2 separate regions of the Homo sapiens genome follow, and region 2 is linked to region 1. A link is a contact called in ENCODE Hi-C data. All regions are on one chromosome and are shown on one strand. The core of a region is the stretch at or near the end of the contact, and the rest is flanking DNA. Distances in the headings are between cores, read along the strand shown. Region 1 holds the start of CCDC34 (coiled-coil domain containing 34). Region 2 holds the start of HTATIP2 (HIV-1 Tat interactive protein 2).

The links. A loop is a pair of places that touch in the nucleus more often than their neighbours do. Pooled maps may share reads with other maps.
Region 2: a pooled map shows a loop between it and region 1 (13-fold over the local background). The contact joins the promoter of HTATIP2 here to the promoter of CCDC34 in region 1. A Hi-C loop is called at or near these places in 6 of 50 pooled maps.

The regions. Positions count from the first base shown.
Region 1 is chr11:27,359,481-27,366,952 of GRCh38, forward strand. CCDC34 (coiled-coil domain containing 34) reads right to left here and starts at 3,735. Exons shown (of 6, transcript NM_030771.2): 1 at 3,356-3,735. The coding sequence starts at 3,714. It overlaps LGR4 (leucine rich repeat containing G protein-coupled receptor 4), which reads right to left. Exons shown (of 18, transcript NM_018490.5): 18 at 6,481-7,472. RefSeq lists silencers at 1,542-1,836, 3,682-3,751 and enhancers at 3,129-3,996, 3,992-4,161.
Region 2 is chr11:20,359,470-20,366,941 of GRCh38, forward strand. HTATIP2 (HIV-1 Tat interactive protein 2) reads left to right here and starts at 4,245. Exons shown (of 5, transcript NM_001098522.2): 1 at 4,245-4,963. The coding sequence starts at 4,769. RefSeq lists an enhancer at 1,264-1,483 and silencers at 4,246-4,665, 4,452-4,594.

The DNA.
Region 1 (7,472 bases), core at 2,485-4,984:
TTTTTTCTTTTTTTTTTCTTTTTTTTGAGACGGTGTCTCCCTCTGTCGTCTAGGCTGGAGTGCAGTGGCGCGATCTCCGCTCACTGCAAGCTCCGCCTCCCTGGTTCACACCATTCTCCTGCCTCAGCCTCCCGAGTAGCTGAGATTAGAGACGCCCGCCACTACGCCCAGCTAAGCTATGTACATTTTTTAAAAAACTTCTTTAAGCTTCTGTTTTCTTGTCTATAAAATGGAGATGACAGTTGTGGCTGGCTACCTTACAGGCAGAATTGCATGAAACTATCCATGCTAAAGCACTTAATATAGTTCCAGGCACTCAGTAAGTACTTAGTAAGTCATTTATGACGAACTCCTACTGTCCCTTCAAAATTCAACTCCAGCACTGCCTGGAGCCACAACTCTTGGGCTTCCTGTCACTTGCTCATCTCTGCCACAGGTCATGAGTTCCTTAAAGAAAATATATCTCAACTCATTTTTTTATTTCAAGAGCCTGGCTTAGGGTCTAGAATATAGTAGGGTCCTAGGAAACAGTTGTTGAAAGACAATCAGATCAGTGGGCTTTTCTTTTAAGAAATGACACTTTGAATATTAAATTTCCTTCCTTAATATTTATAACAAATGTGTTCAAAATGTGTGGCGCACACACTACAGCTCTACTTATAATCAAGAAAGGCTTGACAAGTGGCCATTTGTGAACAAGATATTTATTACAGCATGGTTTTCCTAATGGATAGTGGTAGAAAAACCAGGATAAAGCTGAATAAACAGCAGGCCCAGAGCACATTGTAAAATATTCCAGGAAAACGCTTCTCATTATCTTGTCTGAAGCTAACTTTGAGCTTAATCTCAGTTCTGACCAATACCCTTGAAGGTCAATGCATCCTCTAAACATGGCACTATTTATACCAAAAATACCTTGAGGTAATATCCATTATGTGCAGCTGATGCCTGAGCCTAGCTCAAAGAAGCCTTACCCGATTCGTTTTGCCAGTCAGATCAATATGGCAGGTGAGGCATGGAGAAAAGGCATAAAATCCCACACAGCTCTAGGTTGCTCTCTGCTTCACACAGAATACTCAAAACCCAGAACAATGAAAGGGCTGACTCAGGTTGCCTGCTCTCTTCATCCTGTCACCCCCAAGCTGTCCAGGGCACCAAAGAGAGGTCAGCAGTTTGACCTCAAAAGCCAGATTGTGGACTCCAGAACTCTTATCCCAAACCTGAACACCAGAACGTGGTTTACTGCACCTTAGTAGTACCTGTGGTTGGTTATTCTGAAAACATACTGATTGCTAGTGAAGTAGGTTGTAGTAAACAGGTCACTTTTTATAACACAAAGTGCTGAAGCACAGAGATTAGCAATGTCAACCTCAGCATGTGGAGACATGGTTAGATAGGATCTGAGCATGCACAGAGGAATGGATGTCATTGTATCAAAGAATGTTAGGACCAATGGAGAGAAAGAATGAGGAAATTTTCTAAAAATCTACCTTTCCTGAAAGGAAGTGCTAAGTTTCTGAAGCATTTGACAATAATCACTGCATGTATCTGTTCTTTAGGAAGTGGGAAATGGACATGCAGTCAGCAAACGTTTATTGAGCACCTAATAAGCATCTGACACTTGCCACACACAATGCTTGACAACTTCAGCATTCTCTTTTCAAACCCACGTCCCAGCTACTCCTTTGATTCATAGGGACTGAAATGTGATAAGGAAGGCAGCCTTAGCCCTGTGGTGCTACCAGCTCATTCTGGCTTTGGATAAGTGAGACGTACATACGTTCACCTCCTCCCCTGGCAGGCTCCACTTAGTCAGGGCTTTGGCTCTTGGAAACTAATGCAAGGTTTCAGTAGCTGAGCTATAGTTCCGATGGTCATTTATTCCGCAGGTCACTAACTTGTGTCCAGATTGCTTAGTCCAGTTGATTATGCTCAGAAAGTATTTCCTAAAGCCTTCAAATTTACTTTAAATACCTTTGAGACCAACTCAGTCCTGAAGAATACCTACAAAGGCCCAGATGAAAACAATTTACTGAAACCCTAACTCTACCATTAAATTTTACTATCAGGTTGATCAGAGGAGGCCTGTTTCTTGTTGCTACAACCAGCCTGGATGAGTGGCTTGCTTGGTTACTCTTTCTGATCTCCATTCCCACCAATGTACTTACTTTTACTTCTCATTCGTAACTAATTCACTCCTGTAACCATGTATACGGGTTACTTCATATGGGTTCCATATTCCATTCACTCATGCTGGATATGAACACCCTGTACTGAAGGGGGAATCTTGCTATTTACACATAAAGCATGAGTTCTCTGGCCTGTATTTCTTAGAGCTCCTGTACTGTGCCTTACACAGCTTGACAATCATAAACTTGTAAATGATTTCCGAAGAAAACGTAATGAGTCTATCCCAGAATAGACCTGCATTACTGGGCCTGTCTCAGAAATATTCCTTCAGGGATTGGCCCTTTGCTCCTACTTCTGTATACCCAATACTAGGCATGCAGTTTAGGAAAGAGAACATGATCTGTCTATCTTCGTAGTAGACCCAGGTCTGCTAATAACTAGGTGCATGCCTTTGAGTCACTTTTTGCATTCTGAGCCATGGTTTTATTATCTGTAAAATAAGTGGATTGATTTAGGCTTCAATTCATGAGAGTAGAGACCAGTATCTTGTTTACGGTCCCCAGTACGTAGACTAATATGTGGCAAACAATGTTTGCTGAGTGAGTAACAGTAGAAATAAACAAATTAAGACAGTTTTAATAACCCCATTGGTCCTAACATTGATACAATGACATCCATTCCTCTGTGCATGCTCAGATCCTCTCTAACCACGTCTCCACATGCTGAGGTTGACATTGCTAATCTCTGTGCTTCAGCACTTTATGTTATAAAAAGTGACCTGTTTACTACAACCTACTTCACTAGCAATCAGTATGTTTTCAGAATAACCAACCACAGGTACTACTAAGGTGCAGTAAACCACGTTCTGGTGTTCAGGTTTGGGATAAGAGTTCTGCAGTGCACAATCTGGCTTTTGAGGATTCATAGAACGCCTGAAATGGTAGCAGAGTTTTGTGTGTTTGAGACTATGTACATTTTTCTGGGAAGTGAGACTGCAGCAATCATAATATCTCAGGAAAAAAGGATTAAGAGCCATAGGAAATCTATGGTCATTTGCAAGAATTTGCACAGGGCTCTTTATGTGCAAAAAAAACCACGGCACCTCAGTCTGCAAGTGCCTGCTCTGCCTTTGGGGCGGAGGGCAGGAGGATGTTAGAAGGGGGTACTTAAGAGGGTCTAAGGAATCTTGAAAAGGGCTGAATCGGCCGGGCGGCCTCGGGTTTACCTGGCGCACCCCTGTAACTCCATTCCTCTCAGGCTCGCCACTTTGGCCTCTGAATCATGGGCATCTTCATCCACGTCTTCCTCATCATCCACGTCTTCCTCATCCTCCCCGTCACCGTCGTCCTCGTCAAACTGGAAGCTCTGGTGGCCAAGGGGAGACAACAGCGACCTGGTGGAATTGCTGCAGCTCAGCGGCAGCGGCGGCGACGGCGAGCGCACCACCTCCAGCCCCTGCCCACGTGCGCCCGTCATAGGGACTGAGCAGGAGTCCGAGGAGGGCCGAGACCTGGGTCTGCAGTCAGCAGAGAAACCGGCGTAGGAAGAGGGAAAAGTAGGCCCCCAGCGCCCCGCCGCCCACATCTGGCCCGCCAAGTTCAAACTGGCGGAGCCGCGGCGGGGACGCGCTTTCCCAGCGGGCCCTGCGCGCGCCAGGCCGGCCAATCCCGGCCAGCACAGACCCCGCGTTGCCATGGCGACGCGTGGAGGCCGGGAGGACTTTGTCAGGGCCTGCAGAGCTTGGCTTCCTCCGCCCCGGCCTCCCTTAGCCAGCCCTTCCTCCTCAGTGGCAGGAAGGTGCCTGCTGTTTGCAAGCTTGTTTAGTACGGTGTCTCCCCACGCCACTGGCGGGGTCCTGGCTCCCTACCGACAACTTTGAGGGCCTGTCCCTTGTTTGCCGTGGTGTTGCAGTTCATTTTGTACATGAAATATGTTACCTGCCACTGAATCAGGGAAAGACGCAGAAACCAAAACCACCCCCTATATAATTACGAGGTCAGAATTGTGAGCATCGGTCGTGATTTCTTTCAGCACAAGTCGATATATTTTGAGGAGAGGGGAGGGAACTTGATCCAAGTTTACAGGTGTATCCCAGAACGCACTTTTAGGACAGTCATTGCGTGTTTTGGTAGCACTTCGTTTGCCTGGCATCTTAAGGGACCTAATTTGTCTACACATGTGAATTTTTGACCTCTTTGAAGCCTCTAGTGTATTGTAGGGTCTGCGTAAAGCACAAGGGATAGATGATTAAAAGTCTCGCCCTTAAGTTCCTCATCCTGTTGTCGTGAAAAATGATCTCAGTAAATATGCTGATATGCATTTTATGTGGGATCTGAGGGGCACTCTCGGGAATGGGGATAAAGGCAGTAAAGGAAAGGTAGATGCTTTATTCATGCTGACAAAACTGTACATTTGTAAATAAATAGGGCTTTTGTCCAGTTCATAATGTATATTACCGGTAGAAATACCATAAACGAAAATTGACCATGGCTAACACATCACACAAAACTTTTTAGTGACCAGAGTGATACAAAAACTTTGATGAAATCTAGATCTGCAAAATTTAACACAGGAGAATTAGCTATGGTAGAAGTAATAGCAACCAAAGGCAATTCAGAAGGCAGAGCTATAATTAATAAAATATGACATGATTAAATCTATTTAAATTGAATATTTTCTTTAAAATTTCGGTGAAAACAAAATGAAAGAAAATTGGAGCACTCCAAATGAGTAATAAAGTTGATCAAGGAATAAAACTGACCTAATGGAGTTTTCGTTCTCGACCCTAGTTATTCAATATTGGCATTTAAAAACCTTTTATCAGAACATCTCTAGAATCAGTAACATCGAAACGCACTGAGCTGCCTTAGGGCCTCATAAAGAGGTAAGCTTGAGAAGCTGTTTTCCAATAGATATAACCAAACATAACTGTAGTGGGAAAAACACTAGTATGAAAGGGACCTGGAATCAGTGGTTTTCTTGGTACTTGATAGGTTTTCCATTCCTAACACTCCTCTGAAAATAGGGGAAAAATTTACCTCACAGGGTCATATTATCTCATTAATTCTCAAAGTTTCTAAGCTCAGAATCAGAAAGATACAATGAAAAGTTGTGTGTAAACTTCAGAACTTTTTCACTTTAACCTCTACGCATGGGAATCTAAATGTCATATACTTCTTTGTCCCCTTAAAATGTTTTCCTAAACAAAGTATACCCTTTTCTTGATGCGCCAGGGTCATCATTATGACCAACTGTGACATTATGCACTAGCAATGCTGGACCCCCCCAAGGGTATGAGGCAGAGTCAGATGGTGCTGGTGCTGGTGTTTGAACATAATTAAGTCCAGCGGCCTCATTTCTTACAGTGCCTTTTCATTACTGGAGCTGAGAAGCCATAATCGAGATGGGTAGAATTATATATAAATGTACAAATGTATAAAAGAGTGTCTCTCCCTTTAAGTTTTAGGGTATTGACTTAGTGACATCTTTTCATACAATTAGTACTTTGGCCATGGTATATTTGAGGTAATTATGTTTTGCTGGCTCTGGAAACTTATATAAGAGTCACTTTTGCTTAAATAATTCCATCACCAGTTAGCCCTGTGGCATATATTATGCAACTTTAAAAATTTATCCCTAGACATTAGTATTTACAGATGAAACAATATAATGTCTTAAATTTGCTTCAAAATAATGCAAGGGGCAGAGGGATTGGAGGGGATTAGTGAATAGGATGAAGATGAAACAAGGTTCACTACATGCTGCAGATAATTGTCAAAGCAGTGACAGGTATGGGGTGAAGGGTAGGGAGGTGGGGTAATTATACTACTCTACTTTTTGTTATGGAAATTTCAAGCATATATGAAATTTAAAACAAACACACACACAAAATTATGTCCCAAATGAAGAGGCATTGGGTTCTGGTTTGGGGTCAAATTTGCTGTGACTCAGGGATTCACTTAAATTTCATTAAGCCTTTTGTTTTCTCATCTGTAAAATGAGGACTTAATGATTGTAAATACTGAAGTATTTCTAAGCATCTGGGCAACTGACTACATTTAATATCATGCAGATTTTTTAATCATTTGCTTTTTAGATAAAGATTGAATCAATGGTTTTTCTGAAATTTCATAATCTGTTTTCCATGAGTATAGTTCAGACTTAGGATAAAACCTTATTTCTAAGTTTCAGCAAAATGTTCTTATATGTTTACAAATAAATATCAAAATAGTGTTTTCTAATGGTTACTTCCAACATTTCTTCTAATACTGTCCACTTACAAATATTTAATTTGCTTACTTTAAAACTAAATTCATTAATATACCTAGTTTTAAATTAAGGCAAAATAGATTGCTTTCTAGAAACTTTAATAATTCAAAACACTGAGTACAATATTGTATTTCATACCATATAGCACAAAGATTAACACTTTTATATATCTGTTATTCTAGTTTTTAAATGAATAAAATGAAAAGTTTTCAATAACCTGAATTTTGGAAAAAACCTTTTAATTAGGAGTTTCTTACCAAGTTATGATTTAATATTTATCAGATGTGTAAATATACATGATAGCAATTTTTAAAACTTGTAAATAGTTGGCCTTACAAAATTACAACACACTGTAAATAAATCCTTCCCACATTTTATACAAACTACATGATTTTGATATACAAAGATTCTGTTTTTATTACACTGACAATGTACAACAAAGACTATTTACAATGCAAAAAGTATATAAACCACAATTTAACAGTCTGCTACTGGCAGCCACTATAGTTTAGGAGGTAGCTTTAATTAAACGAAATGAACAGAAGCCACATTTCCCAACTTGTGTTCTAAAAATAATTTACATAAGATAAAAATTCATTATATGCACAGTATGTACAGTTTAATTATTAAACTGCAATCTAGCTGGATTTTTTTAGTATATTCAGAATAACTAATATGGCAGTGGGTTTGCTATTGATTTAGCACACTGTTCAAAAAACATATTGAACAATTATAACTTTAAGACTCCACCCAGTAATAGGTCTAAAGCCCATAGATGGGAATCAAGTAAAATTTTTAATTTTTAAAGACACAGGACTAAGCTTTATTCTTTCTTCTTCTATTTTTATTAATAACATATTATCTTGTTTAACCAGAGTTCAACCTCTGAGCTATTGAATAGGCTCTTTTATAAAAAATAGTATGGGGAAGATGTATGGAAATTTCCATTTAATAGCACAGGTTCAAGATAATCCAGCTCACTAAGAAATAAACATAAGTACTTCGTGTCATAATTACTCCCCGTTTCGTCTAATTAAATGCAAGTATTGACCACAGTTTACTTTCTATATAAT
Region 2 (7,472 bases), core at 2,995-5,494, 7.0 Mb before region 1:
CATTTATCTACCTTATTGTATGCCCTGAAGAAAACTGGTCTGCACAATATAAGTTCCCTCTAGCTTCTGGTTGAATTTAGACAATGAAGAGTATGAGCAAGAGCACAGCCTTTGGGTCATCTTGCAGGGTCTGAGAGTAAGGCCGACGTGAAGGGAAATAGAGCCATGGTTGGCAGAGGGACTGGGTCCTGGCCCCATTGGCTGACTGGCTGATTCTGGTCATGCCAAGACTATTATATACACTGATTCTTTAGTTGCATGAGCCAGGACATTTCCTTTTTTTTTTTCCTCAAAACATTTTGAGTTTGGGGCTTCAAACACGTGAAACAGAGTCTTAATGAAGGTATAACTAAAAATATAGCTCTGAAGTGAAGATGCATGGATCCCTGATCCTGAGGACTCTAAATCTGACCTAAATACAGTTCCAGTCTCCCTAAGGCCCCATCCTACAGCAGATCCTGTTTTGAGATTTCTCTGAGATTCTGTCTCTCTTATACATGATTTATAGCCTTACAATATTACAATATTCACCATCTTTACTCGCCATGAGTCAGTTTGTTCCTTGGAGCAAAGCGAATGTAATGAAACAGTTCCCATCTTACAGATAGGGAAATGGAGGCCAAGATATATGAAGAGACTTCATCAAAGGCAAACCTGAACGTGGCAGGCAGGTCTCTGGCCAAGGATCTTTCCATGCCAGCTCCGTTTCTTTATGTCCCCTTTCCCTCCTTCCCTATGCTTTCCCCTTCCCCTTTGCCCTGAATTTTTGTGGTCCGGTTGCTCTAGGAGCCTAGGTCTTGTCACATTATCTCAGCACTTGGATGACATGGTTCCAGCTGTCAGAGAAGGAAAGGCATGGACTTGTTTTTCTCTGAGTTTCCTTCTATTTCTGTATGCTCATTTGGCCTTCAGCATGTGCCACCCTGTGAAAGTTTGGGGGATGTTTTATAATGTTGCTTAACTTTATTTAGCTTCCCAAGTATTTATGACTTGCCTTCAAGATGAGAGTGAATTTAGCTGGTGTCCCTGATTCACCTTGGAAAAATCTATTGTGCCTAGCACAGTATCTGGCTTGCATTAGATAATCAGTAAATATCCATTGACAAGATTGACTAAAAGAATCTTACATTAGGCAAAATGCTGGCTAAGCTGCTGTAACAAAATTACAGTGGCTCCAACATGACAGAAGTTGATTTTTCTCTCACTCCCCAGAGGTGTGCCGGCAGTCCAGGGTGGGCAGGCGGCTCTGTTCTATGAAGTCATCCAAGGGCTCCTTGCCCTGCTATCCTCTAGAGAGTGTCTTTCTCCTCATGGTCAGAGCTGGTTTACCAGTACATTCACATTCTGGCCTAAGCAAAGGGGGAAAGGGAAAGTGAAGGGAAAGGGAAAGTGAAAGGAAAGAAGGTAACTTCCTTATAAAGATGTGATTCAAATGTGCACATATTACCTCTGCTTGCTTCTCGTTGGCTAAATCACTGTCACGTGCTCGTGCTAGCTTGCAAGTGTGTTGTGGGAAGTCAGGGACCCCGAATGGAGGGACTGCCTGGAGCTCCGGCAGAGGAACATAAATTGTGAAGATTTCATGGACACTTATCGGTTCCCAAATAATACTTTTATAATTTCTTATGCCTGTCTTTACTTTAATCTCTTAATCCTGTTATCTTCGTAAGCTGAGGATATACGTCACCTCAGGACCACTATGATAACTGTATTAACTGTACAAATTGATTGTAAAACGTGTGTTTGAACAATATGAAATCAGTGCACCTTGAAAAAGAACAGAATAACAGCAATTTTTAGGGGACAAGGGAAGACAACCAAAAGGTCTGATTGCCTGCAGGGTCATTATATTATATATATATATATATATATATATATATATATATATATATATATACACACACACACACACATCTTATATATATATACACATTTTATATATATATATACACATTTTATATATATACACACATTATATATACACACACATTATATATATACACATTATATATACACATTATATATACACACATTATATATATACACATTTTATATATATATACACATTATATATATATATAAAACATTATATGTGTGTGTGTGTGTGTGTATATATATGTCCAAGAGTAATGAAAACATGTTACTGCAGAAAGACTGGTCCAATAATGTTCATAGGAGCCTTATTCATAATTAGCCAAAAGGTAGAAACAAACCAAATGTCCATCAACAGGAGAATATTTAAACATGTTGTGGGATATTCATACTGGAATACTGGAAGGCTACTCAGCAATAAAAAGGAATGAATTCCTGATACATGAAACAACCAGGGCTGATTTACTCATTTGGCACAGTAGGCACAGTTCTGGGGCCTGTGAAAATAAACTTTTAGGTGGAAGAAAATGTTTTAGGTGAAAGAAATTGTCATATTCATCTTTATAGCAACATAGTCATAAGACATAATTTTTGATTATATAAATAGTTTGTCATATTCATCTTTATAGCAACATAGTCATAAGACATAATTTTTGATTATATAGTGTGTGTACATAAAATGAAGGGGCTCATGAAGTGCTTAGGGCCCATAGAAATCATAATGCAGGCCTACAAACAAGAATAAATACTAAAATATGTGTTAAGCCAAAAACCTGGGACACAAAAGAGTACATGCTGTACTCTTAAATAGAATTCTACAACAGGCAAAACTAATCTATGTTGATAGTGACCAGAAAGTGATTACCTCTGGAGTGGGGAGAGATTGCAAGAAGGGAATGAAGGCACTTTCAGGGATGGCAGACATGCTCTATATCTTGTTTTTGGTGGTGGTTATTTAGGTGTATATACAATCTCCTAAAATCATGGAACAGAACCTTTAGGTTCTGTACATTTTATTGTATATTAATTATGCCACAATTTTAAACAAAGGGGAAGAATAGACAGGGTACAATGAATAATTTCTGTGACAGATTTGATAAATGAATTACTAGGACAGTGTTTGCTGACAAGGTTTAACATTGCATTCTTGTAGAAAACCTTTAGGAACTCAAAGGGAAGAGTCCAGGCACTGTGACAGGCCAGTGGGGAATGAACCACACTGCTCTATATTAATCAAGCTTTTTTATTGCAAACAACAGAATATATCTGGTAAGCTTATACAGCACAGGAATTTATCAGAAGAATAACAGGAAGTACTGTATTCACAACAGTCTCTGAAAACAGGCAGGAATTTAAGACAAGATCAGACCATCAGATGGCTGGTGGATCATATGATGCCATAATCCTATACCCTTGCCCCAACCAACCCACATATATCTCAGGCCTTCACTGCATCTTTTCATTACTCCTCCAAAACTGAAAACCTATGCGTGAGCCTCTGGCTTGCTGAGCCTAGGCAAAGCCTACATATAATAACTCCCATGGAGATGGAAGAGGCAATGTGTTTCATTGGCTTCTAGATGGGAGGTGGGGCCCCCAAATGACCAATGTTCCCAACAAAACCTGAACAATCTGAAATTATTCAGATTTCTGCTTGTCATTCTAACCTCTGTTCAGGACTTCCAAGATCCAGGACAGGCCCAGTGTAGATACCTGTGTCCCAAACCACTGATCTGGGCTAGGAAGACTGAATCACAGGTGTGGAAGGTCACCCGGGTTCAACCATCTAGGTGATGAATTAGGCCAGGACCTGGGCAGGTAGACCATTTATTCTGGGGAGATATGATGCGAGCTTGAATTACATGGGAGAAATATTTGTAAGGCAGATGGGATAACAGGACTTGATAAGTCTGTAGTGTGGAAAGGCTAGAAAAGAAAGGAATCAAAGGAATCCTGATTTCTGACTTGACAGGGTAGAAGGAGGTGTGTGTGTGTGTGCGTGTGTGTGTGTATGTTTATGTAGGGACAGTGACACCCAAGAGAGGCTAGGAATAGGTTTGTTTTATTCCTGTTTGGGGTGGTTGGGTAGGCAGGGTTAAGTTTTTGACTTGGTGAATTTGAGATGATGGCCAATATACAATTGACATTCCAGCTGGGGGGACCATTGAAGATCAAGTCTGGCAAGTCTACTAGCTGGCGCCTGGGTGAGCTGAGCCCAGCAGGTGAGGGAAAACGCGGGAAGAGGGTCTTGCAGATTCCAAACTTAGGAAGGGTCGCGGCTCCGCGCACGTGCTCTCGGGGTCACCTTCCCCGCGCCTGTGAGGGTGCCAGGAGTTCGTCTCCAGGTCCCGCCCCTGTGGGCGGGGCGAGGCAGCGTCGCCGCGAGGCCACCCGGAAGACCAAGCCGGGTAGGCGCTGTCTCCGTCGCCTCCAACCCCCCCGGTCCGACCAGGGAAGGTGGGATGCTCTGATGGCCGGGCCTGCGGCGCTGAGCGCGGCGGCGGCGGCTGCTCTGGCGGCCGCCCTGCTCCTGCTGCGTCGTGAGGACCCGGGGCCGGGGGCTGGCCCCAGGTAACCCCTCCGCGTATGGGACCGAGCTGGGCCAGGTCTCCTGGCCGGGCCGGGGATACCGTGGGGTATGCCCAGTGATGCCAGCAGCTTGTGGCACCTGGGCGCACCCTCCAGCTCGGGCCCCTTCCGATGGGTCTGCTGGCTCAGGTGCGGGCGATGGCCGGGGAGCCGCGCCCCGCACGTGACTCAGCACTTTCCCCAGAGCCCGGACTGCGGAGAACAATATCCTCCTCCCTAACAGATAAACAGCCCTTGTTCCTCGGGATAAGGACTGGCAGTCCCCTGACACCCTAAGACCGGCATCTGTCGATGTTATTTCCCCAGCATGGCCGAAACAGAAGCCCTGTCGAAGCTTCGGGAAGACTTCAGGATGCAGAATAAATCCGTCTTTATTTTGGGCGCCAGCGGAGAAACCGGCAGAGTGCTCTTAAAGGAAATCCTGGAGCAGGGCCTGTTTTCCAAAGTCACGCTCATTGGCCGGAGGAAGCTCACCTTCGACGAGGAAGCTTATAAAAATGTGGTGGGTATTTCAGCTGGGACTCAAATGGACCCCCAGGATTCTGCGAGGTGAACATATTTCATGCCTAAAGGCTGAATACTGCCCTGCCAGTGGTGGGGGTAGTGAGAGGCCATCAAAACTTGGCCAAGATTGGTCTGTGAGAGTCCCTCCCAGAAGTCTGACTCCTGGATTGTAGCCCAGGTGTGCCTCCCTCCCGCTCATTGTGTGGTCTTGGGCAAAGCCCTTCTCTCCATCTGCAACCCTATAAAGCTGGGTCTGGGTTGTAATGGGGGTGGGGGCTGGTGAGACAGAAGAGCACTGTTTTCAGGGTCATACAAGCTGTATTCTAGAGGCAGCCCTGGTGACCTTGAGAATTTTCTCAGCCACTTTGCTGATTTTGTCAACCTGCGCACTTCACACTAATATTGTCAGGGATTCTGAAACTGCTTTGCAGAGTGAGATAGGTCTATGGCAGTGAAAGGTGGGATTATTCACTTACAAGAATTTGCCCTGCCTGACTTCCCAGGCTTGTGTCTGTAAATCGGATATTCCCTTCACTCTAAGTTAAAGGTTTTTTTTTTTTTTTTTCTGAGACGGAGTCTCACTCTGTCCCCCAGGCTGGAGTGCAGTGGCACGATCTCGGCTCAGTGCAACCTCTGCCTTTCAGGTTCAAGCGATTCTTCTGCCTCAGCCTCCCGAGTAACTGGAACTACAGGCGTGCGTCACCACTCCTGGCTAACTTTTGTATTTTTAGTAGAGACGAGACAAGGTTTCACCATGTTGGCCAGGCTGGTCTCGAACTCTTGACCTCAGATGATGCTCCCGCTTCAGCCTCCCAAAGTGCTGCGATTACAGGCGTGAGCCACCGCGCCCAGCCTAAGTTACACTTTTATGATTATAGGAATGATATACCAGACTTCTGTCTTGTCATGACCCCCTAAATATCAGAAGCCTGAGTTTCTTGGAGATTCTGTTCTTTATTTAAAGGGAATTATCTGTGAACTGCAACAAATTAACATAGTGTGATCTCAAGACACCACAGCTACAGAATTTGGCCCCACAGGTTTCATAGAAAGAACATTTCAAATAACAAGCCATCTTGCAAATAAATGTTCTTGATTCTCGCAGGTCTGTGTTCAGGTCATGGTGTGAATGCCTTTGGTCCATCAAGTCTTGTTTATTTAAAACAGACATCTTTCCTCAGGCTGAGGCAGATGTGTTCTCACCGGTTTCATGGGCTGTGTCAGATATTCATGGTAATTAGAAGCTGAAACTGAAGGCTGGGCGTGGTGGCTCATGCCTGTAATCCCAGAGCTTTGGGAGTCCGAGGCAGGGGATCTCTTGAGGTCAAGAGTTCCAGACCAGCCTGGCCAACATGGTGAAACCCTGTCTCTACTAAAAATACAGAAATTAGCTGGGCGTGGTGGTGCACGCCTGTAATCTCAGCTACTCAGGAGGCGGAGGTGCGAGAATCACTTGAACCCAGGAGATGGAGGTTGCAGTGAGCAGAAATTGTGCCACTGCACTCCAGCCTGGGTGACAGAGCGAGACTCTGTCTCAAAAAAAAAAAAAAAAAAAGAAAAGAAACAAATTGAAATCTGTGTTTTGAGTGTCGAGTTTTGGTGGCACATCTGTTTGACTAGGTACTTTGTGAAACCCTATTTTTCTTTTTCTTTTCTTTTCTTTTCTTTTTTTTTTTTTTTTTTTTGAGATGGAGTCTCACTCTGTCGCCCAGTCTGGAGTGCAGTGGTGCGATCTCAGCTCACTGCAAGCTCCGCTTCCTGGGTTCACGCCATTCTCCTGCCTCAGCCTCCCGAGTAGCTGCAACTACAGGTGCCTACCACCACAACCGGCTAATTTTTTTTTTGCATTTTTAGTAGAGACGGGGTTTCACCATGTTAGCCAGGATGGTCTCGATCTCCTGACCTCGTGATCCACCCACCTCAGCCTCCCAAAGTGCTGGGATTAACAGTGAAACCCTATTTTTCTTTAGTGTCATAGGCAGTGCCAGAAAAATTCTTTTCAGAGTTGACAGTAAGGATGGAAACCAACATTTTATCGGAGTTCTTGGATGATAGGAATTTATCATGCTTTCTTTTTTAAGTTATACAGCAAACTGATAAGGTTAGATGGAGGTTCGTAAACTTCTGTGTGCATGAGAATTAAGGTGGGTGCTTGTTAAAAGTGCAGATTCTGATTCAGAACTATTGGTGTGGGATGTAGGAATATGCCTTTTTATTAAGCACTCCCTGACTAATTATAATGCAAATGGTTCATGGATTGGACTGAAGGAAAGATTATCACCCCCATTTTACAGCTGAAAAAAAAAAGCTGTAGTGTATGATGAATAATTTGCCCGTAACTACATGCCTAGTGAGTGTAGCAAGCCCAAGATTTGCAGCTAGGTCTTCTTTAAGATGCCAAACGCCATCTCTTGCCCTCACATCATACCTCAGTGGTCTCCTTCCTGGTTAGCTACACACAGGTCTTTTATTTTTCCAGAGAGAGATTATAATCGAACCTGACTTCA